Linked DNA regions of Homo sapiens: region 2 is linked to region 1. Evidence: chromatin loops called from intact Hi-C (ENCODE). Cell type or tissue: heart left ventricle. All regions are shown on one strand. Each heading gives the region's core, and the rest is flanking DNA. Links, peaks and the distances in the headings are about the cores only. Region 1 overlaps MORC3 (MORC family CW-type zinc finger 3). Region 2 holds the start of CBR1-AS1 (CBR1 antisense RNA 1).

Evidence for each region. Hi-C counts contacts between places; a loop is a spot of excess contacts. Peaks named below come from ENCODE experiments on the same cell type or tissue, not always from the same donor. Only the 100,000 strongest peaks of a DNase experiment are listed, where the experiment ranks them.
Region 2: it touches region 1 in a loop (5-fold over the local background); 20 of 110 quality-filtered maps call a loop at or near these places.

The regions. Positions count from the first base shown.
Region 1 is chr21:36,321,137-36,337,459 of GRCh38, forward strand. MORC3 (MORC family CW-type zinc finger 3) reads left to right here. Exons shown (of 17, transcript NM_015358.3): 2 at 12,510-12,582; 3 at 15,738-15,870. Among named protein-coding and RNA genes, the nearest start is that of MORC3, 9.1 kb to the left of the region's middle. RefSeq lists an enhancer at 15,461-16,323 and a silencer at 15,915-16,209. In heart left ventricle, for the core only: a CTCF peak has its summit at 9,974 (motif pointing left); no DNase peak of the experiment used is centred there; H3K27ac peaks cover 799 bases.
Region 2 is chr21:36,116,378-36,132,700 of GRCh38, forward strand. It overlaps CBR1-AS1 (CBR1 antisense RNA 1), which reads right to left and starts at 10,263. Exons shown (of 4, transcript NR_040084.1): 1 at 10,110-10,263. CBR3-AS1 (CBR3 antisense RNA 1) reads right to left here. Exons shown (of 3, transcript NR_038893.1): 3 at 15,390-16,323. It also overlaps the pseudogene MEMO1P1 and the pseudogene RPS9P1. In heart left ventricle, for the core only: CTCF peaks have their summits at 6,769 (motif pointing right) and 9,337; no DNase peak of the experiment used is centred there; H3K4me3 peaks cover 611 bases; H3K27ac peaks cover 230 bases.

The sequences.
Region 1 (16,323 bases), core at 5,303-13,302:
TCGAATGGGTAGTGACTCCTTGGGGTACAAACACGTAGTGAATAATTGGTGCATTGCTCTGGGACTTTCATTCGTTTAGGCAGATTCTAACACCTGGTTTTGACGGACTTTAAATTTTTTCTAGTCCGATATTTGTGAAATGATATTTGCTTTTACTTGCGTTTCCTTGACTGTTTGTGTTGTTGAGCTCTTCGCATGTATTAGTCTTTGTGGTTTTTTGTTTTGTTTTTTTGAATTGCCTATTCATATCCTTTGACCATTTTCTGTTTTTCTTTTGGGAGGATCTTTATTGATTTGTAAGAGTTCTTTACGTATTCTGGATAAAGGTCCATCCTTTCGTTATGTAACTAGCTTATTGAGTGAGCTAGGCTTTAGTAGTTTGAAAATAGAGGACAATTTTATTCTTTTTTTCTTTTTTTTTTTTTTAACCACTGAGTGTAAACATTAATTATTCCCCACTTGTGTGAATCTGGGTTGACTAACGCTTTCCCATTAGCTTAAGGTATTGTAAAGTCTGGCCTTACCTAGTTTAAAATCTCTATTCTCTCTCCCTCCCTTTTCCCCCTCTCTTTCCCCTATCTCCTTTCCCCACTTCTCTCTCCTTCCTCTCTCGAGGTTGAGTCTTGTTCAGGCCCAGAAACCTGTAGTGGAGAAACGGAGTGAGTTGATTTCCTGTTTCTGTCCTTTGATTCTCTTCTCCCTTCCCGCCCCCAGGCCCTTGTAGACTCTGGCTCTTCAAGATTGAGGGGAGAAAGGAAGCAGAGATAATGGTCAGTGTTTAGAGACCAGCATTGTTAGCGGGCACTCTGGGTGTAGCTGCTGTCCATGTGCTGGGTCTTTGTTTTGTGGGTAATATGGGCTGTTGGGAACCTGACTGACAGAAATCTCCCATCTGCAGCCTCTTTGCTTTTGCTTTAGGTCAGGAGTTGGCAAACTACATACAGCTCATGGGCCAAATCCAGCCCAGCACCTGTTTTTGTGTGGCCTGAAGGCTAAGAGTGATTTATACATTTGTAAATGGTTGAGAAAAAAAGAAGAATGTTTAGTGACATAAAAATTATGCGAAATACAAATTTCAGTTTCCATAAAATTTTATTGGAATATAGCCAGAAACATTATTTGCTTATAGTTTTCAAATGCATGCGTTAAGAGATAAAAATTAATGAGCTTATGTATTTGTCAAAAGTCCTACATTTTAAGGCACAAAGGGTGAACCCTTAGTGTATACACTTTTTTATTTTATTTTATTTTTTTGAGGTAGAGTTTCACTCAGTCTCCAGGCTGGAGTGCAGTGGCACGATCTCGGCTCACTGCAGCCTCCACCTCCCGGATTCAAGCACTTCTTCTGCCTCAGCCTCCCGAGTAGCTGGGTTTACACGCGTGGGCCACCACACCCGGCTAATTTTGGTATTTTTAGTATATATAGAGTTTCACCATGTTGGCCAGGCTGGTCTCAAATTCCCAACCTCAGGTGATCCTCCTGCCTTGGCCTCCTAAAGCACTGCGATTACAGGCCTGAGCCACTGTGCCCGGCCCAATGTATACACATTTTAAACAGTCATTTAGGAGGTCGGAGATCCCAGGATGAAATGCAGAGTGACAAAAAGTTTTTAAATTTTTTGCTTTTTACCCCTGTAATTCTAGTGAAATGAAATGCATATACTTTGGTTTTTGTTGTTGATTTTTTTTTTCAGAAATGCTGCTGTGGATTTAGCTGATGCACACTCTTCACCACCTCCCATACTTCAATGCTTTTTTCACTTTTTTTGGTTGAATTACTATATGGTTTGTTATTACTCTTACAAATGAGCTAGCCAGGGTAGTATGATTGCATTTTCTTTCCTATACAAACCTTTTGTTTTCCCTGAAGTTAATTGATTTATATTTTGTTTTCTTAGTTTTTCTCTGTACTGATCATCCAGACATCCAGAGAACTGGGAGCTCTTTTCCAGATGGATTCAGACACACCCAGTGTTTTGTCATTTGGAAGTCAGTTGGGAGTCATCGGCTCAGTCGTAATTTGGGGACTTCCCTTTAACATCTGTCTGGAAATTTCCTTCCTCTTTTCATGTGTCTCCATCTCACATATCCTTCTGTCTGATATGTAGCTTAGTGACTGCCATTCTGAAGCCTACTCTCTCGGGTTCAAATCCTGACTCATAACCAGATGTATGTCCTTGGCCAAGTCATTTAACCTCTTTGTGCCAGAGTTTCCAATCTGAATGTTGGCAATAATAATCTTACACACCTCAAAGTGTTGTTTTAAAAATTACATGAGCAGATAGATAAATAAAAGGGCTGTGCGTGCCGTAGGTGCACAATAATGTTTGCTGTTTTTGTTATTGTTAGTGGTGGAGAATATCCACCACTAACAATAACACCACTTCCAGAAACAGGTGTAGCTTCCTGAAAAAAGGGTTCATGGGAAGAAAAAAATTTCATCATTTCTTGAAAATACATTCATGCTACCCTTGCTCTTTCTTTAATTATAATTTGGCTGGATTTGCATTCTGGATTGGAAATTCTTTCCGAATTTTAAAGACGTGCTTGATTGTTTAATAGAGCCTCTGCATTTTATTGGGCACTTAGCCTGGAAGCTCAAGTCCTTAACATCTGGAAAATGTTCTTACTTATTTTGACAATTTTCTTCGCACCATTTTTCTCTTTTTTTATTTACTGTCTTATTGTTTTTCCTCTTGGGGGATTTCCTCTACTTATCTCCTACCTTGCTCTTACCATAGTGTTTTTTTTTTTTAGAGACGGAGTTTCGCTCTTGTTGCCCAGACTGGAGTGCAAGGGCGTGATCTCGGCTCACCGCAACCCCTGCCTCCCGGGTTCAAGCGATTCTCCCGCCTCAGCCTCCCGAGTAGCTGGGATTGCAGGCATGCGCCACCACGTCTGGCTGATTTTGTATTTTTAGTAGAGATGGGGTTTCTCCATGTTGGTCAGGCTGGTCTTGAACTTCCGACCTCAGGTAATCTGCCCGCCCTGGCCTCCCAAAGTGCTGGGATGACAGGCATGAGGCACCGAGCCCGGCCACCATAGTTTTAATTGTTACAAGCAATGTCTTAGCTTTTGAATGTCTTTTTGAATTCTCCCTGGACAAAATGTTCATTCTTATTGCTAGATACATTAACTGTAGTTTTTTTTTTTTTTGAGATGGAGTCTTCTCGCTCTGTCGTCCAGGCTGGAGTGCAGTGGCGCGATCTCGGCTCACTGCAAGCTCCGCCTCCCAGGTTCACGCCATTCTCCTGCCTCAGCCTCCCGAGTAGCTGGGACTACAAGCACCTGCCACGTTGCCTGGTTAATTTTTTGTATTTTTAGTAGAGACGGGGTTTCACCGTGTTAGCCAGGATGGTCTTGATCTCCTGACCTCGTGATCTGCCTGCCTCGGCCTCCCAAAGTGCTGGGATTACAGGCGTGAGCCACCATGCCTGGCCTAACCGTAGTATTTTTGAAGTTTTGTTTTGCTCACTGCATTATCTCTATTTTCTTCATGTTTCTTTTACTGTGTATTGTTTTTGGTTTCTAATTTTAAACACTCTCAAATGTCTGGAAACAGCCTTCTCATTTTTTTTTTTTTTTTTGAGCCGGGAGTTTCACTCTTGTTGCCCAGGCTGGAGTGCAGTGGCATGATCTCAGCTCACTGCAATCTCCACTTCCCAGGTTCAAGCAGTTCTCCTGCCTCAGCCTCCCAAGTAGCTGGGATTACAGGCATGCGCCACCATGCCTGGCTAATTTTTTGTGTTTTTAATAGAGATGGTGTTTTACCATGTTGGCCTGGCTGATCTTGAACTCCTGACCTCAACTGATCCACCCGCCTCGGCCTCCCAAAGTGCTGGGATTACAGGCGTGAGCCACCGCGCCTGGCAGCCTTCTCACATTTTTAAGTGAGACACTTAAAGCTGACTGCAAAATTTTCATACATGAATAGAGCTAGTCCTTTGGTGGGCTTCACTGTTGGGTGATCACATAGGAAGGAGTCATTTTGTTGGGGGTGCTCTATGTTGGTATTTGTAGACCATAAAAAATGGGAACTGTTGGACCATAAGTATATTTTTAAAAACTGAAAATTTTAAAAAGTAATTTTAAAAAACGAGAACAACAAAAACAAGATGCTATCCAGAAAAGCCAGGCGGAATTGCTAAGAACCAAATAGAACTTTGAGAAATCAGCTTCCCAAGGAGGAATTCTACGTCTGGTCTCCTGCCATGGCATAATTCTGGCTGCTAGCTCTTGGAAATTGGCATGAAAGGAAGAAAGGCGTATCACATTGTTCAGTTTGCTGACTTGCTGTTTGTTTGATTATTTGTTTATTATTGTAATAAAACACATGTAGCAAACAATTTATGCTAACCATTTTAAAGTTTCAATTCAGTAGTGCTAAGTACATTCACATGGTTGTGTAATAACCAGTCTCCAGAACTCTTCTTGTTGGGAAACTAAAACCCTGTTCCCGTTAAATAGTAACTTCTCCAGCACCTGACAAACACTATTCTACTTTCTGTCTAGGAATTTGACTACGGTAGTCCCCCCTTATCTGCAGTTTTGCTTTCTTCGGTTTTAATTACCCAAAGTCAACCATGGTCTGAAAGTATTAAATGGAAAATTGTAGAAATAGTTCATAAATTCTAAACTGTGCCCCCATCTGAGTAGCACCTGGAATGTGAATCATCCCTTTGTCCAGTGTATCCACACTGTGGATATATGATGCCAACCTATTAGTCACTTAGTAGCTGTGGTTATCAGATTTGCTGTTGTTGTATCATTCTATTTTATTATTAAATTATTGTTAATTTGGGCGCAGTGGCTCACGCCTCAGCACTTTGGGAGGCCGAGGCAGGGGGATCACTTGAGGTCAGGAGTTCGAGACCAGCCTGGCCAACATGGTGAAACCCAGTCTCTACTAAAAATACAAAAATTATTTGGGCATGGTGGTGGGTGCCTGTAATCCCAGCTACTTGGGAGGCTGAGGCGGGAGAATCGCTTGAACCCGGGAGGTGGAGGTTGCAGTGAGCTGAGATCGCGCCATTGCACTCTAGCCTGGGCAACAAGAGTGAAACTTATTCTCAAACAAAAAAAATAGAATAAATTATTGTTAATTTGGCCAGGCTCGGTGGCTCATGCCTGTAATCCCAGCACTTTGGGAGGCTAAGGCGGGCAGATCACTTGAGATCAGGAGTTTGAGACCAGCCTGGCCAACATGGTGAAACCCCATCTTTACCAAAAATAAAAAAAAATTAGCCGGGCATGGTGACACACAACCGTGGTCCCAGCTACTCCAGAGGCTGAGGCAGGAGAATCGCTTGAACCTGAAGGTGAAAGTTGCAGTGAGCCACACCACCGCACTCCAGCCTGGACAACAGAGCAAGACTCCATCTCTATATAAATAAATAATAAAATGTTTATTTCTTACTGTGCCTTATTTATAAGTTGAACTTTATCATACATATGTATACTGCAGTTTTAGGAATCCACTGAGGGTCTTGAGATGCATTCTCTGAGAATAAGGGGAGACTGCTGTACTCCTATCAGTGGAATTATACAATATTTGACTTGTGACTGCCTTATTCATTAATGTCTTCACGGTTCATCCATGTTGTAGTGTGCGTTAGGATTTCCTTGTTTGCTTAAGGTGAATATTTTATTGTATGTCAGAAGACAACATTATAAATTTAAAGATTTTTTTTTTTTTTTGAGACCGAGTCTCGCTCTGTCGCCTAGGCTGGAGTGCATTGGTGCGATCTCGGCTCACTGCAACCTCTGCTTCCCGGGTTTAAGCGATTCTTGTGCCTCAGCCTCCCTAGTAGCTGGGTTTACAGGCACCTGCCACCACGCCCGGCTAATTTTCGTATTTTTAGTAGAGACGGGTTTTGCCATGTTGCCCAGGCTGGTCTTGAACTCTTGACCTCAGGTGATCCGCCCACCTCAGCCTCCCAAAGTGCGGGGGTTACAGCAGGCGTGAGCCAGCGCGCCTGGCCTCAAATTTAAATTTAAAGATATTAATTGGCTTTATTTCTTTTTTTTTTTTTTTTTTTTTTTTTTTGAGACAGACACTCCCAGGCTGGAGTGTAGTGGTGAGATCTCTCAGCTCACTGCAACCTCTTCCTCCCATGTTCAAGCAATTCTCCTGCCACAGCCTCCTGAGTAGCTGGGATTACAGGCGCTCACCACCACACCTGGCTAATTTTTTTGGCTTTTGGTAGAGACGGGGTTTTGCCATGTTGGCCAGGCTCGTCTCCTAACCTCAAGTGTTCTGCCCGCCTCAGCCTCCCAAAGTGCTGGGATTACAGGAGTGAACCACCGTGCTTGGCCTTTATTTCCTATTCTGGAATTGGGCAACACTTCTTCCATAAAATACAGTAAGTGTTCTAGTGAACTGAACAGAGGAGGCTGGCTTTGTAGACAGAAAAAGGCCGAAAGAAAGCAGAAACAAAGAACAAAAAGCAGATACGTCATTTCAAAGTTAAAAACAATAGATAAATAACTGACTGACATTAGGTTACTTTTTGTTGTAAAACAACAAAATGGAGGGAACTTATTATCTGTCATACCAGTTGATGACTGAAACTGACCTGTTCGGTAAATTGGCTGTTATCTCCCTTGATTTCGCTGAAGGTCAGATAACAACTTAGTTTCAGTTTGGTGACTGAAATTTTAGCATGGGTGACTCCATTTTGATTTTTAGTCTGTTTTTGGAGGCCTAGAGCAGGAGCTTAGTCCAAAACAGTGGCCTCCTTTTTTGTTTTTTTTTTTCTGAGACAGAGTCTTGTTCTGTTGCCCAGTCTGGAGTGCAGTGGCATGATCTTGGCTCACTGCAACCTCTGCCTCCTGGGTTCAAGTGATTGCCATGCCTCAGCCACCCAAGTAGCTGGGATTACAGGTGTGTGCCACCAGGTCTAGCTAATTTTTGTATTTTTAGTAGAGACGGGGTTTCACCATGTTGGCCAGGCTGGTCTCAAACACCTGACGTCAAATGATCCACCTGCCGCGGCCTCCCAAAGTCCTGGGATTATAGGTGTGAGCCACCACGCCCAGCTGTCCTATATTTTTTATTTCACATTTACATACATTTGATATGATCAAAAATGTATATTTGTTCTTTGTCCTGGTTCTTGGCACTGGAGTTCCTGAAATCTTTGGTATTTCCTGATAACTATGAGTGGAACATCTTTTGTTATTTATAATAATAAGCCCCCCCCCGCCTTTTTTTTTTTTTTTTTTAACCACACCTTAGTTCATGCTCCCTCTGTCGCCCAGGCTGGAGTGCAGTGGCGCCATCGCAGTCTCCACCTACTGGGTTCAAGTGATTCTCCCGCTTCAGCCTCCCCAGTAGCTGGGACACAGGCGCGCACCACCACGCCTGGATATTTTTTGTATTTTTAGTAGAGACAAGGTTTCGCCATGTTGGCCAGGCTGGTCTTGAACTCCTAACCTCAGTTGACCTACTCACCTCGGCTTCCCAAAGTGGTGGGATTACAGGCATGAGCCACCGCGCCTGGCCAATTTTTTGTATTTTTAATAGAGACAGGGTTTCACCATGTCAACGAGGCTGGTCTTGTACTCCTGACCTCTGGTGATCCACTTGCCTCAGCCTCCCAAAGTGCTGGGATTACAGGTGTGAGCCACTGGGCCCAGTCTGTAATATCCTTTACATTGTATCTTTTAGCTTCCCTGGGCCACATTGGAAGAATTGTCTTGGGCCACATTGGAAGAAGAATTGTCTTGGGCCACACACACATAAAATATACTAACGATAGCTGATGAGGTAAAAAAAAAAAAAAGAAAAAGAAATTGTAACGATAGCTGATGAACTACAACAACAACAAAAAAAATCACGAAAGAAACTTCATAACGTTTTAAGAAAGTTTACAGGCCGGGCAGGGTGGCTCATGCCTGTAATCCCAGCACTTTGGGAGGCCGAGGTGGGCGGATCGCCTGAGGTCGGCAGTTCGAGACCAGCGTGGCCAGCATGGTGAAATCATGTCTCTACCAAAAATACAAAAAAATTAGCTGGGCGTGGTGGCAGTTGCCTGTAATCTCAGCTACTTGGGAAGCTGTGGCAGGAGAATCGCTTGAACCCGGGAGGCAGAGGTTGCAGTGAGCCGAGATTATGTCATTGCACTCCAGCCTGGGCAACAGAGCGAGACTCCATCTCAAAAACAAAAAAAAAAAAAGAAAGTTTACAAATTTGTGTTGGGCTGCATTCAAAGCTGTCCTGGGCCACATGCATCCCATGGGGGCTGAGGGTTGGACAGGCTTGCTTTACAATGAATCAGTGTTTTTTTTGGGTTTTGTGAGCATTATAGCACATTATCAAACATGAGGGGAATCATGTGAATGCCCAATTTATGGTTGGTCTGTCAGAAGTACAGGAGACTAAGGGTTTATAGTAGTTGACTAATTTCTCCTTGTTTGGTAGTATAAACCAAAAATAAAATTCTAAGGCTCTTCCAACCATTTTAATGGACTTCCTTCTCAGCCAGGGCACTCTTAACATTTAATCTGAAAGACTAGTTCAGGCCATGACAGGAAGTTGGGGTCAGACCTGCTTCATTATACTGCTCTGGCGTAACATCACATAACAAGGAAAGAAATAAAAATAATTCTAAATAGATTTCCTTGTCATATCTTGAAATTGCCTTGCAAAGTTTGTCTCTTGTGGAAAAAAATGTACATTGTGTAGAGAATCCTCTTTTCCCTTTTTTCTTTTCTTTTTTTGTTTTTTTTTGTTTTTGTTTTTGAGACGGAGTTTCGCTCTTGTTGCCCAGATTGGAGTGCAATGACCTGATCTCAGCTCACTGTAACCTCCGCCTCCTGAGTTCAAGCAACTCTCCTGCCTCAACCTCCCAAGTAGGTGAGATTACAGGCATGAGCCACCAGGCCCAGCTAATTTTGCATTTTTAGTAAAGATGGGGTTTTATCATGTTGGTCAGGCTGGTCTCAAACTGCTGACCTTGGGTGATCCACCAGCCTTGGCCTCCCAAAGCGCTGGGATTACAGGTGTGAGCCACCAGACCCGTCCTGAGCCACCGCACCTGGCCATTCCCTTTTTTTTTTCTTTCCAGATCCAGGAGATAATCAATTAAGAGTCAGGCACCCTTTTCAGTCTCATAAGAAAACATTTTACAGCCTCTTCTGTCTTATGCCTGCTAGCTAAGAGCTTCCTCTGCGTAGTAAAACTTTGGTCTCCACAATCCTTGTCTTAACCCAAACATTTCCTCTCTGTTGATCCCAGGTCCTTAGACAAACTCAACCAATCTTAACCAGAAAATGTATAAATTTACCTATAGCCTGGAAGTCCCCGCTTTGACTTGTCTCGCCTTTCTGAAACAAACCAATGTACATCTTAAATGTATTTCATTGATACCTCATACCACCCTAAAATATATAAAACCAGGCTGCTCCCCGACCACCTCAGGCACATGTTCTCAGGACCACCTGAGGGCTGTGTCATGGGCCATGGTCACTCATATTTGGCTCAGAATAAACATCTTCAAATATTTTACAAACTTTGACTCTTTTTAGTCGACAGTAGCCAGAGGTTTTACACCCCAAGGCCATGTCCCATGGTTAAGATGTAGAGTGGGGGAGGAGTGTATCATTCTTTTATCAGTGGTAGAATGATATTTGTACAGGGGAGAAGGTGGGACAGGAAAGTTTTCCTGATGGCTCACTTTTGAAAAAAGACTTCTTGTGCAAGATGAAGAGCTAGAAATTTAGTTTCATTAAGAACTGTTTGTGATGTGTGCTTTAGAAAGTCTTGAGTTACCTATACTCCATATTTCACGGATGTATGCTGTATTATGTGATGTCTGCCAGAGCAAGTCTAAATTGCATATATACCAGTTTGAACAGTCTTCTTCAGGATACTGTTTCTCACTTGTGTGCTTCAACTTAATGGTAAATGAAGGTTTTGGAATTGTCCAGAAGCAAGTGTGGACAGAGGAGAAGTAGACCTTTCTGACACCTTGTGGCAGCACGTGAGCACTACAGATGTGGTTGGCTTGATCTACAGTCTAATCATATTTTTAGGGCTCTTCACACTGCAAAGTGCTTTCCACCTTTTTTCCCCTTATTAGGAGAGAATCTGTTCAGAATGAACAAAAAAATTGCATGAAAATTCTCTGCATACTGAAATTTTTAAGGCTCTGCCTTTTAAAACTACTTGTGTGTTTTTGGCCAGGCACGGTGGCTCATGCCTGTAATCCCAGCACTTTGGGAGGCTGAGGTAGGCAGATCACGAGGTCAGGAGATTGAGACCATCCTGCCTAACACGGTGAAACCCCGTCTCTACTAAAAATACAAAAAATTAGCTGGGCATGGTGGTGGGCACCTGTAGTCCCAGCTACTCGGGAGGCTGAGGCAGGAGAATGGTGTAAGTAAACCCGGCGGGCGGAGCTTGCAGTGAGCTGAGATGGCGCCACTGCACTCCAGCCTGGGCAGCAGAGCGAGACTCCATCTCAAAAAAACAAAAAACAAACAAAAAAACTACTTGTGTGTTTTTATACATTTGGTACGTACCACTACTCAGGAACTTAAGAGAGTTCCCAATAGCATGAGGTTGACTGGCATATTCTTCCATAATGAATTGTGAGTAAAATCAGGCATAAAAGCCTTGGGAATTAAGATGCAATGCAAATTTGTTGCATTGCGTTCAAACGAAAAACCTTAGACAAGTTAAAGTTTTATTGAGCAAAGAATGATTCAAGAATTGGGCACATTGGGCATAGTGGCCCACTCCTGCAATCCCAGCACTTTGGGAGGCCAATGTGGGAGGATCACTTGAGGCTGGGAGTTGGAGACCAGCCTGGGCAACACAGTGAGACTCCTGTCTCTACAAAAAAGTATAAAATTAGCCAGGCATAGTGGTCCATGCCTGTGGTCCCAGCTACTCGGGAGGCTGAGGGAGGAGAATCACTTGAACTCAGGAGTTCAAGGCTGCAGTGAGCTATGATTGCACTACTGCACTGCAGCCTGGGCAGCAGAGAGAGACTATCTCTGAAAAAAATAAGAGGCTGGGTGTGGTGGCTTACACCTGTAATCCCAGCACTTTGGGAGGCTGAAGAGGGTGAATCACTTGAGGCCAGGAGTTTGAGACCAGCCTGGTCAACATGGCGAAACCCCTTATCTACTAAAAATACAAAAAATTAGCCATGTGTGGTGGTGCGCACCTGTAATCCCAGCAACTCGGGAGTCTGAGGCAGGAGAACCGCTTGAACCCAGGAGGCGGAGGTTGCAGTCAGCCGAAATTGTGCCACTGCGTTACAGCCTAGGTGACAGAGTGTGATTCTGTCTCAGAAAAAAAATAGGACAGGCTTCAGAACCGGAACAGGTTCTAAGCACTCTGGCCTGCAACGTGATCAGGCAATATTTATGGACAAAACAAAAGTGAGATACAGAAATAGTTTAATTGGTTGCAGCTTGGCATTTTGCCTTATTTAAATCAGCTGGTGACCTGTGATTGACCGAAGATGGGATTCTGTAGTTGACTGAGACTCAGCTGTTTGTTACTGGAGTACAAATTGCCCTAAGTTAGAAGAATTTGTACAGTTAGTTTTCATACTATTAGGTTGTAGTTCCTTATGTACTGACTCGAGTATGGAGGCATCCTCAGGCCAAGTTTAGTTTAGTTTAACAATTGGAACTCTTTCTTTTTTTTTTTTTTTGAGATGGAGTCTCGCTCTGTTGCCCAGGCTGGAGTGCAGTGGCACGATCTTGGCTCACTGCAAGCTCCATCTCCTAGGTTCATGCCATTCTCCTGCCTCAGCCTCCCGAGTAGCTGGGACTACAGGCGCCCATCACCACGCCCAGGTACTTTTTTTGTATTTTTAGTAGAGACGGGTTTCACCATGTTAGCCAGGATGGTCTCGATCTCCTGACCTCGTGATCTGCCCGCCTCGGCCTCCCAAAGTGGTGGGATTACAGGCATGAGCCACTGCGCCCGGCCAACAATTGTAACTCTTATTTGAATTCTTTGAAGAGTTTGTAGATGTATACTACTACACTGCTACAAGTTCAGCTATAATGAACTTGGAGTAAATAATGAAGTCACAGTGCCAGAAAAACTTAGTGATCAAGCACAGTTAAGTTTATTAGGCCTGATACACGTAGGAGAAAGTGCCTCCTTGACAAAGTCTTAGTTGTGTCTCAGAATAGAGAAATTAGGAAATGGTGTTTATAGGATTTTAGGGCCTTGGCTGGATCATTTTAAGGTAGGTCTTGGCAAGGTATGTCCCTATTTGGGATTGGACAGTTATGACATTGTAGACATAAAGAGGGCAAGGGTTTTGAACCAAGTCTTGGTGAGTAAGCTGTTTAGTTGGTTCCCAGTGTTATCTTCCAAGAATCGTATATTCTAGATTGTATCTTCCAGATGTATCCTGGAGCAAGCAGCTAAGTCACTTTTGTTTGGTCTCAATGTTGTTTAACACAGGGATAAAAATACTGGTTTTTATTTTCAAAAGTAAGACCTGAATTAATTTACATGGACCTTTTGTTTGTTTCAGCTTTGCCCGAAGTTTTTACATACAAATTCTACTAGTCACACCTGGCCATTCAGTGCAGTTGCTGAATTAATAGGTATGTAGTTTGACATTTCATATACCATTTGTTGCTTACAATTGTAGTGTTTTTTTTTTTGTTTTGTTTTGTTTTTTTTTTTTAAACAGAGTCTCTCTCTGTCGCCCAGGCTGGAGTGCAGTGGCGCAGTCTCGGCTCACTGCAAGCTCTGCCTCCTGGGTACACGCTATTCTCCTGCCTCAGCCTCCTGAGTAGCTGGGACTACAGGCACCTGCCACCACGACCAGCTAATTTTTTTGTATTTTTTTTTAGTAGAGACGGGGTTTCACTGTGTTAGCCAGGATGGTCTCGATCTCCTGACCTCGTGATCCGCCTGCCTCAGCCTCCCAAAGTGCTGGGATTACAGGTGTGAGCCACCGCACCCGGCCTACAAAAATATTTTAAAAATCAGCTGGGTATGGTGGTGCAGGCCTGTGGTCCCGGCTACTCAGGAGGCTGAGGTGGGAGGATCACGTGAGACCGGGAAGTTGAGGCTGCAATGAGCCGTGATTGTGCCATTGCATTCCAGCCTGGGCAGGCGACAAAGCAAGAAAAAAAACAGATACCTTGAATGATAACATTAATGATAAAAATTGCATAGCATAACAGCTATTCACATGGATGTCAGATTAGTCACTGTTCAGCTTTCTCTTTAATACTACCCAAGTATTTCATAGTGTTTAGGATTTACTTTGCTAAGTTCCTGAAGTGTTTATATTGAAAATATTTTTATTTTTATTATAAAAGTAAACAGTGAGAATTATGGGGAATTTGTTTGCTTATTTTGAGATGAGGTCTCACCATGTTGTCCAGGCTGGTCTCAAACTCCTGGGCTCAGGCGATCCTCCCACCTCAGCCTCAGGAGTATCTGGGATGACAAGTGTGCACCACAGTGACTGGCAGAATTATGTTTATTAGTAGTACAAAAGTATGTGTAACATACAGCATGGATTCATTTTTCTGGTATCAATAGGAGGATTGGTATTGTGTTAGATATGTAATAAGTTCTTGCTTCTTTCAATAAATGGGAAGTTTAAGGTTTAGGATTGTATTTTAACAGCATTTCAATGAACGTGAGAAAGCGGCAAGGTTGCGGTCTGATTTGCATTTATGGGTCATGATTTTTTTCTTGGGAAAAATTCATGCATAGGCTGGGCACACAGTTGTTCACACCTGTAATCCCAACACTTTGGGAGGCTGAGGCAGGAGGATCACATGAGCCCAGGAGTTGGGGCCCACCCTGAGAAACATAGTGGGACCCCATCTCTACAAAAAATACAAAAATTCGCCAGGGTGGTGGTGCACACCTGTAGTCCTAGTGACTCGGGAGTCTGAGGTGGGAGGATCACTCGAGCCAGGGAAGTCAAGGCTGCAGCAGAGTGAGTCTTCCTCCAGCCTGGGCTACAGTGAGACCCTGTCTCCAGAAAAAAGGAAAAGAAAAAGAAAAGAAAAATTCATGCACACAAACATAAGCCTAATTGAAAAATTTAGGCATATGTTTAAGAAACAGATAATAAAGGGAAATTGTATTCTTAGGAATTCTTAGATATATTTTAGAATCTTTATCAAGGAAGGGTTCTATCATAGATGGAAGATAAAAGAAAAAGAAGGAATTTTTTTTTTTTTTTTTTTTTTTGAGGCAGAGTCTCGCTCTGTCACCCAGGCTGGAGTGCAGTGGCACAGTCTCGGCTCACTGCAACCTCCTCTACCTCCTGGGTTCAAGCACTTGTCCCTCAGCCTCCCGAGTAGCTGGGACTACAGGCACATGCCACCGCTCCTGGCTAATTTTTGTATTTTTAGTAGAGACAGGGTTTCACCATATTGGTCAGGCTTGTCTCGAACTCCTGACCTCAGGTGATCCACCCACCTCTGCCTCCCAAACTGCTGGGATTACAGGCATGAGCCGCTGCGCCCAGCCCTATTTTTCATTTTTAAACGTATTTCTTCCTACACCTATTCTGAGAGAAATGAGTATGCTAAACAAGGATGTTAAATGGAGAAGTATACAGAAATAAAAATGTAAAAGCCACCAGAAACTTGGTTTAACTTGGTTAAACTGAAAAGGATCACAATTTAAAGAAATAGTAGAAAGTAAATCTTCCATCCTTGTATGTAACTTAGCAGAAAATGTTGCTGCCTTTTCATTTATTTATTGATTATTGTGTACCTTCCATTGACACTCAGATCTCTTTCCCCTACAATAGCCAGGTTAGTCTCTCTCTTTTTTTCTTTTTTTTCCATTTTTGAGACGGAGTCTCGCTCTTGTTGCCCAGGCTCGAGTGCAATGGCGCTATCTCAGCTCATTGCAACCTCCGCCTCCTGGGTTCAAGCAATTCTCCTGCCTCAGCCTCCTGAGTAGCTGGGATTATAGGTGCCCGCCACCATGCCTGGCTAATTTTTTTTTTTTTTTTTTAATACAGATGGGATTTCACCCTGTCGGCCAGGCTGGTCTCAAACTCCTGACCTCAGGTGATCTGCCCACCTCAGCCTCCCAGAGTGCTGGGATTACAGGCGTAAGTCACCATGGTCAGCTTTTTTGTTTTTGTTTTTGTTTTTGTTTTTGGAGACAGAGTCTTGCTGTGTTGCCCAGGCTAGAGTGCAGTGGCACGATCTCCGCTCACTGCAACCTCTGCCTCCCAGGCTCGAGCGATTCTCCTGTCTTAGCCTCTGGATTAGCTGGGACTATAGGCATGTGCCACCATGCCTGGCGGATTTTTGTATTTTTTAGTAGAGATGGGGTTTCACCATGTTGGCCAGGCTGATCTCAAACTCCTGACCTCAGGTGATCTGCCCGCCTCAGCCTCCCAAAGTGCTGGGATTACAGGCGTGAGCCACCACATGCAGACTTAGTCCATCTTTTAATCATCTCTGCAGTGTAGTGATTTTTCTTCCTTTGTACTTCTTTGGTGTGCTGGGTACCAGTCTTTGCTGTCTCTTTAACATGGAGGGTGTTAATTCTATAATAGTCGATTAATATATACCAGGATGCAGTTTATTTTCATGTTTTTAAATCTTATTTTCATGTTTAAAATCTTTAAATTTTAAAGCTGCTAAAAATTGCAGCTTTTAAAGTTGTCTTAAAACATAGTCTTCTATTGCTTCTTACAGGATTGTTCTGAACTAATTGCTCTTTTTAAAGTGTAAAATCAGAATTTCTTCAAACTTGTGTTTCCCAGATAATGCTTATGATCCTGATGTGAACGCTAAACAAATATGGATTGACAAAACAGTGATAAATGACCATATATGCTTGACATTCACCGACAATGGGAATGGTATGACTTCTGATAAATTACATAAAATGCTAAGGTAGGTAAAAATGTGCCACACTTCTTAAAATTGTTGCTTTTACCTAAAGGGTTTTCCATGCCATACTTACTATTCTTGGTTTTTGTTTTTTGAAATGAAATGCTGTATGTACAGTGTGAGCTGTTCTCTAAGCATGATTTTCTACTACTGGTAGATGATGAGTCAGTCTTCACCACTGTCATCACCTACCCCACCCTACTTCCAACTCCCTAAAAGTCCACCATTCCTTTAGAGTTGTAGTATATTTATATCAATTACTGATAACTTTAGTGTAAATTAGGTTTAACCATTGTTTGTAATAAAACCTACCACTTTGTTGGGAGTAACTTTTAGAGGAAGAGATTCATGGGGTGAAATCTCACAGTCCCGGAAGCATGGGTTATACTCAGCTATTTAGTCAGGGTGTGCCAGCGATGAGTTTGCATGTTAGTACTTGTGATCCTTTTTCTCCCC
Region 2 (16,323 bases), core at 5,862-13,861, 200 kb before region 1:
AGTGCTGGGATTACAAGCGTGAGCCACCATGACTGGCCTATATTCTTTATATTATATAGTTTTGTTAGTTTTTTCAGACAGGCTTTCTCTCTGTCACCAAGGCTGGAGTGCAGTGAAATGATCTCAGCTCACTGCAGCCTCCACCTCCTGGGCTCAAGCTATCCTCCTGCCTCAGCCTCCCAAGTAGCTGGGACCATAGGCAAGCACTACCACACTTGGCTAATTTTTGTATTCTTTTGGTAGAGTCAGGGTTTCACCATGTTACCCAGGCTGGTCTCAAACTCCTAGACTGAAGCAATCCACCTGCCTCGGCCTCCCAAAGTGCTAGGATTACAAGTGTAAGCCACCACACCCGACATACAGTTATTAAACACACAAACACACATACAGGAGAAGATATTGACATTGAATTTATATAAAACTTTTTTTTAACTGAGGGTCCCACTCTGTCACCCAGGCTGGAGTACAGTGGCGTGATCCTAGCTCATTGCACCCTCAAACTCTAGGGCTCAAGGGATCCTCCCACCTCAGCCTCTCAAGTAGCTAGGACTACAGGTGTGCACCACCACGCCCATGTAATTTTATTTTATTTTTTTAGAGTTAGAGTCTCTTATTACTGCCCAGACTGGTCTCAAACTCCTGGGTTCAAGCAATCCTCCTACTTCAACTTCCCAAAGTGTTGGGATTACAAGCATGAGCTACCATACCTGGCCTATACAAAACTTCTAAGTCTTTAATTTTTTTGAAGAAGTTGATTTTTTTTATTTATAATATCAGGCTTTATATTATTTAATATTTTAAATATCAGGCTTTATGCCTGAAATAGCTGATTCTCATTATTCACCACAGTTATGTTCTATAAAGTCATTGCAAACACTGAATCTGTTAATACTAAATTATTGTTCCTAGTGGAAATACAGGGTTAAGTTCCTATGAGCCTCTGGCCACATTTTTATAAACTGAAATGCCACTTGTGGTACAGGTTCATTTGCCAACTTCCTTGCATAACAAACCAGTTTCATTAGCATTGAAAACCTGTTCTTCCACAGGACTCTTTTAAAATATCACTCAGCAGGTATTTTAAAAATTCTTCCAGATCTGCAGAACATGCCTCACCTGCAACTTGATGTTTTTCACTCCATGTCACCTTCTGAAACACGCTTGCTGACCAGCAGTGGCTGAGAAGGGTTTAACAATGTTCTAATCCTGTATCATGTGACTGGAAGTTTCTTGGGCTTTCAGCTTCACAGTGCTGTCTGCTATGTTTGGTTGGTTTTGTTAAATGGGTCGTCATCTCAGGAATCCACAAATGTAGCCACTTCTCCATAGCTTCATCACAGATTGGCAGTCTTCTTCCTTTTTCTGGATGGACTGTATTGTTAACTCATTCATGCTGAGCTCACAGCCAACAGCACTACAACTCATGCCTGAATCGAAGCCTATCAAAGGCCCATCCCAGCCTTCCTGTGCCAAGGAATGCTGGACAACACTTCAGCATTCTGCATGGGGCCATTTTGAACAGGCACAGTGGCTCACACCTATAATCCCAACACTTTGGGAAGCCAAGGTGGGCAGATCACTTGAGGTCAGGAGTTTGACACCAGCCTGGCCAACATGGTGAAACCCCATCTCTACTAAAAATACAAAAATTAGCTGGGCGTAGTGGTGCGCACCTGTAATCCCAGCTACTAGGGAAGCTGAGGCAGGAGAATTGCTTGAACCCCAGAGTGCAGTGGTTGCAGTGAGCCGAGATTGCACCACTGCACTCCAGCCTGGGTCACAGAGCAAGACTCTGTCTTAACCAAAAAAAAAAATCACCACCAAGAGGCACAAAAATGTGAAAAATGTGGCACTAAGACCACAAAAAGGACACTGATTTACAATATCAGAGCAAAACAAGAAGGCAGGGTGTCCCCTTGTTTGACTTCATCTGCGAACGTGCGTGTTAGGTGATAAAAATTTTTGCCACTCTGTGCGTACCTGCAAACAGCTGCAAAAGTGCCAGGAGCACTGATTTTGGAGTTACGAGTAAATTTTAGTGAGTAGTTGAATTCACAAAATGGAGTTCATGAATAATGAGGACTCTCTAGATGCAATTCCTGATCAAGATAACTTTTTAAAGATGATCGCTTCCTTTTTTTTTTTTTTTTTTTTTTAGTGTTACCATTGATTAGAAAATGTGTTTGCAGGCCGGGCATGGTGGCTCACGCCTGTAATCCCAGCACTTTGGGAGGCTGAGGCAGGCAGATCACAAGGTCAGGAGATCGAGACCATCCTGGCTAACACGGTGAAACCCCGTCTCTACTATAAATAACAAAAAATTAGCCGAGCATGGCGGCAGGTGCCTGTAGTCCCAGCTACTTGGGAGGCCGAGGCAGGAGAATGGCGTGAACCCCCGGGAGGCGAAGCTTGCAGTGAGCCAAGATCACGCCACTGCACTCCAGCCTGGGTGACAGAACGAGACTCCATCTCAAAAAAAAAAAAAAAAAAAAAAGGGAAATGTGTTTGCTCAAGTAGGTGGGAACAAACAGGAGACTGTTTATCCCTATTTTTTAAACATTTTCTGTTCTTGCCATTAACTAGATTTCAGATAATTTAATCTATTTAATTCATAGTTCTAAGCAATAGTCTAGTCTTTAAATCTAATAGCTTTTCTTTTCATTCACAAATTGACATTGTCCTGTGATATTGTCAATGAATTCTGAGTCCAGTCAAACTTTTCCATTTCAAATCATCACTAACCAAAAGAAGCAGAATTTCAGCTACAAATGCAATCACATGTCATTTCAAATTTTGTAGTAGCACATTGCAGTAAAAAAGAAACATGTGAAACTAACATTTTAACATTTAATTTCACCCAACACGAAATATCATTGGAAAATGATGTGTGTTTTGCAGTATGATCAGCGTGAAAAATATTAGTGAGGTACTTAACAATTTTCTGTACTAAGTCTTTGAAAGTTTCTGTTGATGGCAACATCTCATTCAGGCTGGTAACATTAACATTAAGTGCTCACTAGCCACAATGTTACTACCTCATTGAACAGTATTTCAAAAATAACACTCAAGCCATTCCTCAAGTACACGTAAATATTATTCTAGTAACTATAATTTTTTAGAATTAAATTTATATTAATAATGCTGACTAGTAGCTACTAGTAAAAAATTCCTAAACTCACTTTTCCAAAGTTAAATTTTTGCTTTAAAAGCATACACTTTTTCAATACACATTTGTATCTGTACATACATATGAGATATTTTCACATGATCCATGCAGTATTCTTTTCTTTCTTTCCTTCTTTCTTTTATTTTCTTTCTTGTTTTTTGTTTCTGTTTTTATTTTTTTGGAGTCAGGGTCTAACTCCCATAGCCCAGGCTGGAGTGCAGTGGTATGACATGATCTTGGCTCACTGCAACCCCCACCTGCCAGGCTCAAGTGATCCTCCCACCTCAGCCTCCCAAGTAGCTGGGACTATAGGCGTGCACCACTGCACCTGGCTAATTTTTGTCTTTTTAAAAGAGATGGAGTTTTGCCATGTTGCCCAGACTGGTCTGGAACTCCTGGGCTCAAGCTATCTGCCTGCCTCAGCCTCTCAAAGTGTTGGGATTACAGACATGAGCCACTGTGCTTGGCAATATTAATTTTAAAAAAATTTTTTAGAGACATAGTCTCACTCTGTCACCCAGGCTAGAATGCAGTAGTGTGATGATAGGTCACTTGCAGCCTCAAGCTCCTGGGCTCAAGGGATTCTCCTGCTTCAGCCTCCTAAGTAGGTAGGACTACAGGTGCACACCACCACACCTGGCTAATTTTTTTAATGTTTTGTGGAGATGGCTAATTTTTAAAATTTTTTGTGAAGATGGAGTCTCACTGTGATGCCCAGGATGGTCTCAGACTCCTGGCCTCAAGTCATCCTCCCGCCTCAGCCTCACAAAGTGCTGGGATTACAGGTGTGAGCCACCACGCTCCGCCTCCCTAATCTTTACTGTATTACCTACTGGGCAATGTAAGTGATTTTTTGACTGCCAGTCTAGGGAGTCAGATGACTGCCCAGCTTGTGGTGGCCGGCCTCCAAGACCATCCCATGATCCCTGCCTTCTGTTCTTCAGACCCTGTGTAGGCCCTTCCCACACTGGATCAGACTTGCTCTGTGTGACCAGCAGACATGGGGAAGGAATGGTAGAAGAAACTAGGTCATAAAAGACAGTTTGGCTTTCATCTTCCCCCTCTCTTGGTTCACTCACTCTGGAGGAAGCCAGCTGCAGTGTCTTGAGGCCACCCAAGGAGAGGCCCTCTTGGCTAAGAGCTGAGGCCTCCAGCCACCAGCTTTCTGTCCCCAGATGACCGCAGCCCCAGCTGACAGCAAGATGGCTCACGAGAGGCCCCGAGGCGGAACTACCCAGCCAAGCTACTCTCATTCCTGATCTACAGAAACTGAGAAAATAAATGTTTTAAGCCAACAAAGTTTGAAGTAACTTGTTATGTAGCAATAAGTTACTAACATACAGACTTAACTTTAAAAGTTATATTTAGTTGGGCACAGTGGCTCATGCCTGTAATCCCAGCACTTTGGGAGGCTGATGTGGGCAGATCACCTGAGGTCAGGGGTTCGAGACCAACCTGGCCAACATGGGAAACCCCATCTCTACTAAAAATACAAAAATTAGCCAGGCGTGGTGGCAGGTGCCTGTAGTCCCAGCTACTTGGGAAGCTGAGGCGGAAGAATTGCTTGAATCCAGGAGGGGGAGGTTGCAGTGAGTGGAGATGACACCACTTCACTCCAGCCTGGGCGACAGAATGAGACTCCGTCTAAAAATAATAATAATAATGTTATATTTAGATATAAAGAATTTAAGGGACTAAAGAGTTTCCACAGTTTTTTTTCAAACTTTTGAAATTTGATATTTCAAAAAATAAATCTTGGCCAGGCACAGTGGCTCATGCCTGTAATCCCAGCGTTTTGGGAGGCTGAGGTTAGCAGATCACTTGAGGTCAGGAGATCGAGACCAGCCTGGGTAACATGGCGAAACCCCATCTCTACAAAAAATACAAAACACTAGCCGAGTATTGTGGTGCATGCCTGTAGTCCCAGCAACTTGGAGAGAGACAGGAGGTTGAGGCCACAGTGAGCCATGATCATGCCACTGCACTCCAGCCTGGGTGACAGGGTGAGACCCTGAATCAATTAATCCATCTTACATCAGCCACTTCTTAGGAATGCTTTAAACCAACTCAACCTTTTTAGATTAAGCATAGATGAGCGAAATACAATATGGAAATATTAGTTTTACTTAAAATTCTGAAAAAGCAACAAAATATTATATTCATGTAGAGTCAATTGTGAAAAAAACTGATTCCTGAAGCCACAAAGTCTACACCTTTATTGTATCAACTTTATGTTCAATTAATATTTTTAAGAATATTTCTATGATTAAAAATTAATTATAAATCCTATCAAGAATCAAACTTACTAAATGTTAACTTTAAAAGCCAGTAAGATCTACAACACAGATGAACCTTGAAACATACTAAGAGAGGCTGGTTGTGGTCGCTCATGTCTGTAATCCCAGGACTTTGGGAGGCTGAGGTGGGCAGATCACTGGAGCCCAGGAGTTTGAAACCAGCCTGGCTAACATGGTGCAACCTTGTGTCTACAAAAAAATACAAAAAATGAGCAGGGCATGGTGGTGCACCCCTGTAGTCCCACGTACACAGAAGACTGAGGTAGGAGGATCACTTGAGCCCAGGGAGGTCAAGACTGCAGTGAGCTATGATTGCACCACTGGGCTCCAGCCTGAGCAACAGAGCGAGACCTTGTCTCAAAAAAGAAAAAAAAAAAAAAAACCCACTACGTGAAAGTCAGTCACAAAGGGCCACATCTTACTGTTTCATTTATCTGAAATGTCTAGAATTGGTAAGTCTATATAAATGGAAAACAGGTTAGTGGCTGCCTAGGGATGAAGGCATGGAAGGAAATGGGGAATGACTGCTAATGGCTATGGGGTTTGTTTTAGGGGTGATGAAAATGTCCCAAAATAGTGGTAATGGTTGTATAATTCTGTGAACATACTATCAATCATTGAATTGTATACTTTAAATGGGATTTAATTCACATTACATCTCAATAAAACTATTTTTTAAAGAAGAAAATGTTCAAGGAACAAGGGTTGCTAAATAACAGAGGATAACTGTTGTTTGACAACAGCACAAAAATTATTTCCCAAAAAGTGTAATGGCCCTGGAAAATGAGTGCAACGGGATCTTCTCTTGAACCTGGATAGCGGGGTGTGGACAGCTGGGCACACTGAAGGCGGTGATACAGAACTAAAAGCAACAGGACAGCTATGAAGGGAAAAGAAAATCAGTGTGGCTACCAAGACATTTTAGTGTCTGCTTTCAAGAAGGTCCTCCCCCCATGCTTGGCTCATGATATGGGGTGAGTCTCTTGTTAGAGTGGAACATATAGGTCAGTGTAAAGTGTGGAGACCAGCACCTGACTCTGAGCAAGAGTTCCATGAATATTAGCTTTCTATTTTTAAAAACCCACTAAAAGTCTGGGCACAGTGGCTCATGCCTATAATCTCAGCACTTTGGGAGGCTGTAGTGGGTAGGATCGTTTGAGCCCAGGAATTTGAGACCAGCCTGAGCAACACAGTGAGAACCCATGTCTACCAAAAATTTAGCCAGGCTTGGTGGTGCACACCTGTAGTCCCAACTGCTCAGGAAGCTTGAACCCAAGAGGTTGAAGCTGCAGTGAGCCGAGATCACGCCACTGCATTCCAGCCTGGCCAACAGAGGGAGCCTGTCTCAAAAAAATAAATAAATAAATAAATAAATAAATAAATAAATAAATAATAAAAAAATATGAAGCCACTAACAAAGGAGGGTAGGAAATAGTTAACAATCCAGTTATATTCTCTTTAGAGACACGCAATACCAGATAACAAAAACAATAAAGATGGCTATCTTAGTCCCTTTTCTGTTGCTATAACTGAATGCCTGAGACTGGGTAAATTGTAAAGAAAATACATTCATTTCTTACGGTCTGGAGGCTGGAAGTTCAAGGTCAAGGAGCTGCATCTGGTGAGGGCCTTCTTGCTAGTGGGGACTCTCTGCAGAGTTCCAAGGTGGTACAGGGTCACATGGCAAGGAGTACACAAGAGAATGCCAAGTGGCTTTTATAACAGACTCAGTTTTAAAATAACTAACCCATTCCCATGATAACCCATTAATCCATTAACCCATTAATCCATGATATATTAATCCTTTGGTGAGGACAGAGCACTAATGACCCAATCACCTCGTACAGGCTCCACCTGTCAATATTGTTACATTTGGGATTAAGTTTCATCATGAGTTTCAGAGGGGAGAAGCATTCAAACCATAGCAAACTCCTATGATGGTAGAAAAATAAATATAAGAGCAAACTGTACCAAAAGGAAACTAAGCTTTATATATGCTTCTATAGTTTGAATTATGTGTCCTCCCAAAATTTATATGTTGAAACCTAATCACCAAGATGATGGTATTAGAAAGTGGAGCTTTTGGGGAGGTGATTGGGTCATGAGGGCTCTGTCCTCACAAATGGGATTAATGACCTTATAAAAGATATATAAGGGAGCTGCTTCCCTCCTTTTTGCCCTTCCACCATGTGAAGACAAAGCGTCCATCCCCTCTGGAGGGCAAAACAACAAGGCATCATCTTGGAAGCACAGACCAGGCCCTCACTAGACTTCCTAGAACCTTGACCTTGGACTTTCTAGTCTCCAGAACCACAAGAAGTAAATTTCTATTGTTTATAAATTACCCAGTCTCATGTATTTTGTTATAGCAGCACAAATGGACTAAGACATGCAGGCAAGAATTTATGATAGGCCGGGCACGGTGGCTCATGCCTGTAATTCCAGCACTTTAGGAGGCCGGGGTGGGAGGATCATCTGAGATCAGGAGTTTGAGACCAGCCTGGCCAACATGGCGAAATCCCATCTCTACTAAAAAACATATATATATACAAAAATTAGCCAGGTGTGGTGGTGCACACTTGTAATCTTAGCTACTCAGGAGGCTAAGACAGGAGAATTGCAGAATTCTTCTGCAATTCAGGAAGCAGAGGTTGCAGTGAGCTGAGATCGTGCCACTGTACTCCAGCCTGGGCAACAGAGCAAGACTCCATCTCAAAAAAGAATTTATGATAAACAAGTCAGGCTATCCAGATGCAAGGGCTCATGCCTGTAATTCCAGGACTTTAGGAGGCCAAGGTAGGAGGATTGCTCTAGCCCAGGAGTTCAAGACCACCTTGGGCAACATAGCAAGACCCCACCTCTTAAAAACATATATAAAAATAAAAAATTGTCCAGGCATGGTGGCACAGACCTGTAGTCTCAGCTACAAAGGATCGCTTGAGCCTGGGAGGTCAAGGCTGCAGTGAGCCATTATCATGCCACTGCATTCCATCCTGGGCAACAGAGCAAGACACTGTCTCAAAAAAGAAAAAAAAAATTCAGGCTAAATAATATATTAGACCAGTTGAAAGGGATCAATAGAAACATTAAAGAAAGATTCTATAGTGGGTTAGTTCTGCAGTGTCCCCTCAAAATTCATGTCCACCTGCCATCTCAGAATGTGCCCTTTTGGTAATAGGGTCTTTACAGATGTAATTAGTTAAGATGAGATTATGCTGGAAGACTAATGTCCTTATAAGAAGAGGAGAAGGGTCAGGCATGGTGGCTTATGCCTGTAATCCCAGCACTTTGGGAGGCTGAGGCGGGTGGATCACTTGAGGTCAGGAGTTCGAGACCAGCCTGGCCAACATGGTGAAACCGTGTCTCTACTAAAAATACACAAATTAGCTAGGTGTAGTGGCAGGCGCCTGTAATCCTGGCTACTCGGGAGGCTGAGGCTTGAGAATCGCTTGAACACAGGAGACGGAGGTTGCAGTGAGCCAAGATCATGCCACTGCACTCCAGCCTAGGCGACAGAGTGAGACTGTCTCAGGAAAAAAAATTAAAAAAAAAAGGAACAGGAGAGGAGAAGACATACACAGATGCTCAGCAGAGACAGCAGCCATATGAAGACAGAGGCAGACATTGGTGTGATGCTGCCCCAAGACAAGGAATGCCAAAGATTGCTAGCAACCACCAGCAAGTGGAAGAGGCAGGGAAGGATTCTTTCCCAGCGCTTGGAGAGAGAGCATGGTCCTGACAACATTTTGATCTCGGACTTCTGGCTTCCAGAACTATGAGAGAATGAAGCTCTGCACCTGTATTTGGTGTTTAGTTATGGTGACCGCAGGAAACTGATACATATGCCATGTAGTGCAGCCACTCAACCACAAGGGGCACTGTCTGGCAGCAAGTTCTACAAACACAAACTGTCCAAAATAATCACTGAAGTTCACAGAGAAAGCCATACAAATAGCATTCAAATATTTTTAACGATGATCAACAGGCTACAATTTATCATTTTTAAAAACATAAAACCATTATCATCTTGCTGAATAATTCATGACCTTTGTAACAAACTGGCTGAGAACCACTTTTAAAGAACATCCTGGTCCGGCTATCATTACACACACGGGAGGGTATCTGTAGGATAAATTCCCCCAACAATTCCCTTTCCAGGAAGAGACGCATATTTTTAATTTCAATAGACAACAGCCAAATTGCCCTCCAAAGAGGAGGTACATTACACTCGCCAGAAATATACATGAATGGCTGGTTTTCCCCAGGCTTGGCAATACTTTGCCAAGCTAAGAGGTAAGAATGGGCTTTAAAATAAACCCTGATCCAGCTCCCAAGGAGAGGACTGGGGCCTTCGGACCCACATTTCCCAGCACAGGTGCTTCACCAGCCTGCCATGGCCCCTTCTCTGTCCAGTTTAGCAAGGGTGTGGCAGATTTCCTTTCAGGCACAGAGCCCAGCCTTCCAGACATCACACTTAAACTGGTTCCTACCACATTTGCAAGGAGAATCTCTTCTTCCAAGTCAGCAGTGTTTACAATAAGCAGTATGCTTTTCCCTGAGTCACTCTGAATATAGAGACCAGAAACCAATTCCAGGGTAGCAAAGGGACAGCCACCATGGTGACCTCAAGCATACAAATCACACACCTGCTTGTCCTGCCTGGTCAAGCCCTGTTGGGACCATGCATAATCCTGACCCCAGCACTCAGGCACAGAACACTTAGGAGAGGAAGGCGAGGTTTCAGCTACATGAGGTGGCATTGTAGGAATTGTCTTCTCCCTGACACCCCCCATGGCACTCAACAGCCTCACTGTCCTGACCCTAAGCCACTTTGTGACCCACCCCTGGGAAGGGCAGGCAGTGAAGAACTAGGCATAGAGAAGAGGAGGTGGGGAGTTACCAAGCTGTTTGCTGACCTCTTCATTTGACTCAGAACCTGACCTTAATCTTGCTTCCAGAAAAACAATGGGCCCCATTCCTGCCCAAGCTTGCCTTCTGCAACCCAGACTTTCTTAGAACGCGATGGGAGTCAAGAGCGCTTTCTTTAAGGCGAAGCTGTAGACAGGTTCCCCTCACCTCCCACCTCTGCCCACATTATCTGCCTCTAGCAAATAATGGTAGTCATGACTGTGCCTGTTACCCAGGAGAACACCAATCAATGGCTGTAAAGACATGAATGTATGGTTTTAGATGGTGTCTGCCTGCCTTTGCTGAAAAAATGTAAGAACAGCAAACATTTATGTATTACCGTTTGTCAGTACTGCTCTAAGCACTTTTATAATATTAAACATTCATGCTGTACTCCTTACAGCAATCGTAAGAGCTAGGCACTAAAACTATTCCCATTGTACAGATGAGCAAACTGAGACACTGAGAGATTGGGAACCTTGCCCACGATCACACAGTGAGTAAGTAGGAGCTACAATAAGGAGCCATGAAGGCAGGGAGCTCCACTCCTGCCCTTCCCAGGCCTCTGTTCACTCCTGAGCATGACTGGTACCTAACAGGTGCTCAGACAGTCGCTGGATGCAGATGAGGGAACGGCTGTGGACATTCAGTCCTTCAGACCACAAAAGGACTTTGGAAGGAGAAGAACCCTGGAAGAATGCCATGTTACTGGCAAAGGTTTGGGTTCTTACCCAGTGATTTGGTAAACACAAAGGGACAATGGCATTAAGTGATAGCAAAGCCAATCTAAACAGAATCACAGCAGTAAACCACCAGAACCCACAACTTTTTTTTTTTTTTTTTTTTTGAGACAGAGTTTTGCTCTTGTTGCCCACGCTGGAATGCAATGGCGCCATCTCGGCTCGCCACAACCTCCACCTCCCGGGCTCACCCAATCCTCCCAGCTGGAACTACCGCACACACCACCACACCCAGCTAATTTTTGTATTTTTGGTAGAGACAGGGTTTCACTATGTTGCCCAGGCTGGACTCAAGCTACCCACCTACCTCAGCCTCCCAAAGTGCTAGAATTACAGGCATGAGCCACCATGCCTGGCCACCAGTATTTTGCCAGGCTGGAGTGCAGTGGCACAATCTCGGCTCACTGCAACCTCCGCCTCCCGAGTTCAAGCAATTCTTCTGCCTCAGCCTCCCTGAGTAGCTGGGACTACAGGCACGCACCACCACACCCAGCTGATTTTTGTATTTGTAGTAGAGATGAGGTTTCAGCATGTTGGCCAGATTGTTCTCAATCTCTTGACCTTGTGATCCACCCTCCTCAGCCTGTTGGGATTACAGGCACGAGCCACTGAGCCCGGCCCAGTCTTTTTCTTAAAAAATCTGCTCACAATTCCAATTATTTGCGCAATGCTGTACTAAGTACAAGAGAAAGGTGTTTCCTCTCAGCCAGGACAGAAGGTAGGAATCTTCCTGTAACTGCAGTCCTTTCTATGGCCACTAAAACAAATTACCACAAACTGAGGGGCGTGAGATAACACATGTTTATGATCTTATCATTCTGGAGGTTAGAAGTCCTAAAGTCAAGGTATCAGAGCCGTGCTCCTTCCAGAATCCCTGAGGGAGGAACCCCTCTGCTGTCCTGTCAACTTCTGGAGGCTGTCTGTGTTCCTTGGCACATGCCCTTCCTCCATCTCCAAATCTCTCCTGACCTCTGCTTCTACCACATCTTCGTCTTGGACCCTTCTGCCTCCCTCTCATAAAGACCCTTGGGTCTACACTGGACCCACCTTGGTAACCCAGGCTAATCTCCCCACATCAAGATCCGTAATCACTTCTGCAAAGTCCCTCTTGTGAAGGAAAGCAAATTCACAGGCTCTGCAGATTCTAATGCAGACCTCTTGGGGGAGGGGCATTATTCTGTCGACGGCAATAACCGGAGCCATTTCTTTCTTTCTTTCTTTCTTTTTCTTTTTTTTTTTTTTGAGACAAAGTCTCACTCTATTGCCAGGCTCCAGTGCTGTGGTGTGATCTTGGCTCACTGCAACCTCCACCCCCTGGGTTCAAGCAATTCTCCTGCCTCAGCCTCCTGAGTAGCTGAGACTACAGATGGACGCCACCACACCTGGTTTTTTTTTGTTTTGTTTTGTTTTGTTTTTTTGTTTTTGAGACAGAGTCTCACTCTGTCTCTGTCACCCAGGCTGGAATGCAGTGGCCTGATCTCAGCTCACTGCAAGCTCTGCCTCCCAGGTTCACACCATTCTCCTGCCTCAGCCCTCCCGAGTAGCTGGGACTACAGGCGACCGCCACCATGCCCGGCCAGTTATTTTTTCGTATTTTTAGTAGAGATAGGGTTTCACCGTGTTAGCCAGGATAGTCTTGAACTCCTGGTTTCAAGTGATCTGCCTGCCTTGGCCTCCCAAAATGCTGGGATTACAGGTATGAGCCACAGGAAAAAAAAATCACTTTCCCAATCTGCAAAATGGCTACTGTCCTCAATTTCCCCAAACTAATCCCTCTCAATGATGACCTCAAATCTCTCACCCTCCAAAGAGATAACAGATGCCCTCAGGAAGGCCTTAGTTTCCCCAACATGCTTGGGTCTAAACCCACACACTCTGCCTTTCCTTCTGTTACAAGAGAAGAGGTGTGCTGTTTCCCCCTCCACACCCCCACCTGATTCCTGGATCCACCCGTGCTTGGTCTTCCCACACATTTTGTTCTTGCAATTCTTCCTGTTCTTCAACTGTTCTCTCTCTGAGATTATTGTCATTACATAAAAACATGCTTTAATATCTCTCTCGGCTTTTGAAATTCTTTAAAAAGGAGTTAAGTTGTGCAATGTGAGTTCATTGACCACAATGGATTTAAGTTAGAAATCAATCGCAAGATAGCCGGAAAAATCCCCAAGTAAGTTGGAAACTTAAAAAATACACTTCTAGCCAGGGGCAGTGGCTCACGCCTGTAATCCCAGCATTTTGGAAGGCCAAGGCAGGCAGAGTGCTTGAGGTCAGGACTTCGAGACCAGCCTGGTCAACATGGTGAAACCCCATCTCTACTAAAAATACAAAAATTAGCTGGGCTTGGTGGCGGGTGCATCCCAGTTACTCAGGAGGCTGAGGCACAAGAATCGCTTAAATCCAGGAGGTGGAGGCTGCAGTGAACTGAGATGGCACCACTACATTCCAGCCTCAGTGATAGAGCAAGACTCTGTCTCAAAAAATAAATAAATAAGAATAAAAATAAAAATAGGCGGCCGGGCTGGAGGGCCCTGCCAGGGGTGGGGGTGGGGGTGGGTGCGGGGAGCCCCGCGGCGGGGGCGGGCGCGGAGTCACGGGGGTGGGGTCACTCGCGGTGGCTCGGGGAGGCCAGCTGGGAGGGGAGGGGGCCGTGGGGGCGGCTCGGCTGAACCAGCCCCGGCTGGGCAGCAGCGGGGACGCCGGGGGCCGGGGCCAGGGCTTTCCGGGCTTAGGTGAGGCCGCCGTGGGCCCCATCTTCCGGCGGTCGCCGGAGTTTGTGGTGATTGTTGCTGCCGCCGCCACCCCCCCGGCTGCCATCTCCTCCTCCTGGGCCGCCGCCTCCTCCTCTTCCTCCTCCTCCTGGGCCGGGCTGATCCCCTCCCCGCTGCCGCCTCCTCCTGGGCTGGGCCCGCGGTGTCTCGTCCCCTCGCGGAGCCGCTCCTGCCGCCGCCGCCGCCGCCTCCTCATTCATCCTCGTGCACCATAGGCGGCACAGGCACCAAGATGTCCAACCGAGTGGTCTGCCGAGAAGCCAGTCACGCCGGGAGCTGGTACACAGCCTCAGGACCGCAGCTGAATGCACAGCTAGAAGGTTGGCTTTCACAAGTACAGTCTACAAAAAGACCTGCTAGAGCCATTATTGCCCCCCATGCAGGATATACGTACTGTGGGTCTTGTGCTGCCCATGCTTATAAACAAGTGGATCCGTCTATTACCCGGAGAATTTTCATCCTTGGGCCTTCTCATCATGTGCCCCTCTCTCGATGTGCACTTTCCAGTGTGGATATATATAGGACACCCCTGTATGACCTTCGTATTGACCAAAAGATTTACGGAGAACTATGGAAGACAGGAATGTTTGAACGCATGTCTCTGCAGACAGATGAAGATGAACGCAGTATTGAAATGCATTTGCCTTATACAGCTAAAGCCATGGAAAGCCATAAGGATGAGTTTACCATTATTCCTTTACTGGTTGGAGCTCTGAGTCAAAAGAACAGGAATTCGGAACTTTTCAGTAAATATCTAGCGGATCCTAGTAATCTCTTTGTGGTTTCTTCTGATTTCTGCCATTGGGGTCAAAGGTTCCGTCACAGTTACTATGATGAATCCCAGGGGGAGATTTGTAGATCCATTGAACATCTAGATAAAATGGGTATGAGTATTATAGAACAATTAGACCCTGTATCTTTTAGCAATTACTTGAAGAAATACCATAATACTATATGTGGAAGACATCCCATTGGGGTGTTATTAAATGCTATCACAGAGCTCCAGAAGAATGGAATGAATATGAGTTTTTCGTTTTTGAATTATGCCCAGTCGAGCCAGTGTAGAAACTGGCAAGACAGTTCAGTGAGTTATGCAGCTGGAGCACTCACGGTCCACTGAAGCTCTGAATCCTCAGGGATGCCACCTGCACATTCTCATACTCTGTCCGGGCTCCCAGCCTAGCCTTTACCACGATACTGGTCCTGGTTTGGGGGGATTCTGAAACCTCAAACTAATAGAACTTTCTTCTCTTTTTTTCTAGTAGGTGTAGTCCTTCCTTAATTTCAACTCATTAAAAAATGCTTTATAGTTTAGGGCAGTGGAAGGAAGGCTGGCATCAAAATATTTTGATCAAAAAAGATGACAATGTAAAGGCTCAGTTATGGCAGACAGTTTTTTGAAAGTAACTTGTAAAGCATTTACCATATCCTAAATTTGCACTCTTTGCAGACTTGTGCACATATATTCCGCTTTCAGAATAGTTTTGCAAATTGTACACAAACAAACAAAAAGGTGGAAGCTTTTTAATAAAGAAATTGCATTTATAAATGATCTGTATTAGAATATAATAAATCTCCAGTTATAGTCAATTACTACCCATGTTGTACAACAGATACCTTCTATTTTAGTTGCTAATAAAGGGCTACACAACTCAAAATAAATAAATAAATAAATAATTTAAAAAATAAATAAAAATAAACTGAATGAAATTGAAAACATATCAATGTGAGATGCCACTAAAGTCATACTAAAAGGGAATTTACACCACTTACTGCCTACATTAGAAAAGAAGTCTCAAATCAATGCAAATCAATGACTTCTGCCTTTACAGTAAGAAACCAGAAAAAGAGCAAATAAAATCCAGTAAGCAGAAGAAAGGAAACAAAGATCAGAACAGAAATTAATATAATCAGGAAAAGAGAGAGAGAGAGAATCATTGTAACCAGAAGTTTGAGGAAAATCAAATCAATTGGTAAACCTCTAGCCAGACAGATCAGAAAAAAACACGAAAGACACAAACCAGTCTCAGAAATGACAGGTAGCATCATTACCAACATTAAAAGGATAAGGGCATGTTAAAAGGATAAGGGTATCAATAGAATCAACACCTTAGATGAAATATATAAAAAATTTGAGCTCTTTCTCAGTGACCAGGGCCTGTGCTTAGGCATAGACGGGCAAGTGGAGCCAACATGCCAGCGGCCCAGAGCTGGGTTTGTTGCCAAACTTATGTGACCCTGCAGAGACCCTTCGAGAAACCTCATCTCGACCAAAAGCTAAAGCTGATTGGTGAGTATGGGCTCCAGAACAAATGTGAGGTCTGGAGGGTCAAATTTACCCTGGTCAAGATCCATAAGGCCGCCCGGGAGCTGCTGACGCTTGATGAGAAGGACCCACGGCGTCTGTTCGAAGGCATTGCCCTGCTGCAGTGGCTGGTCCGCAC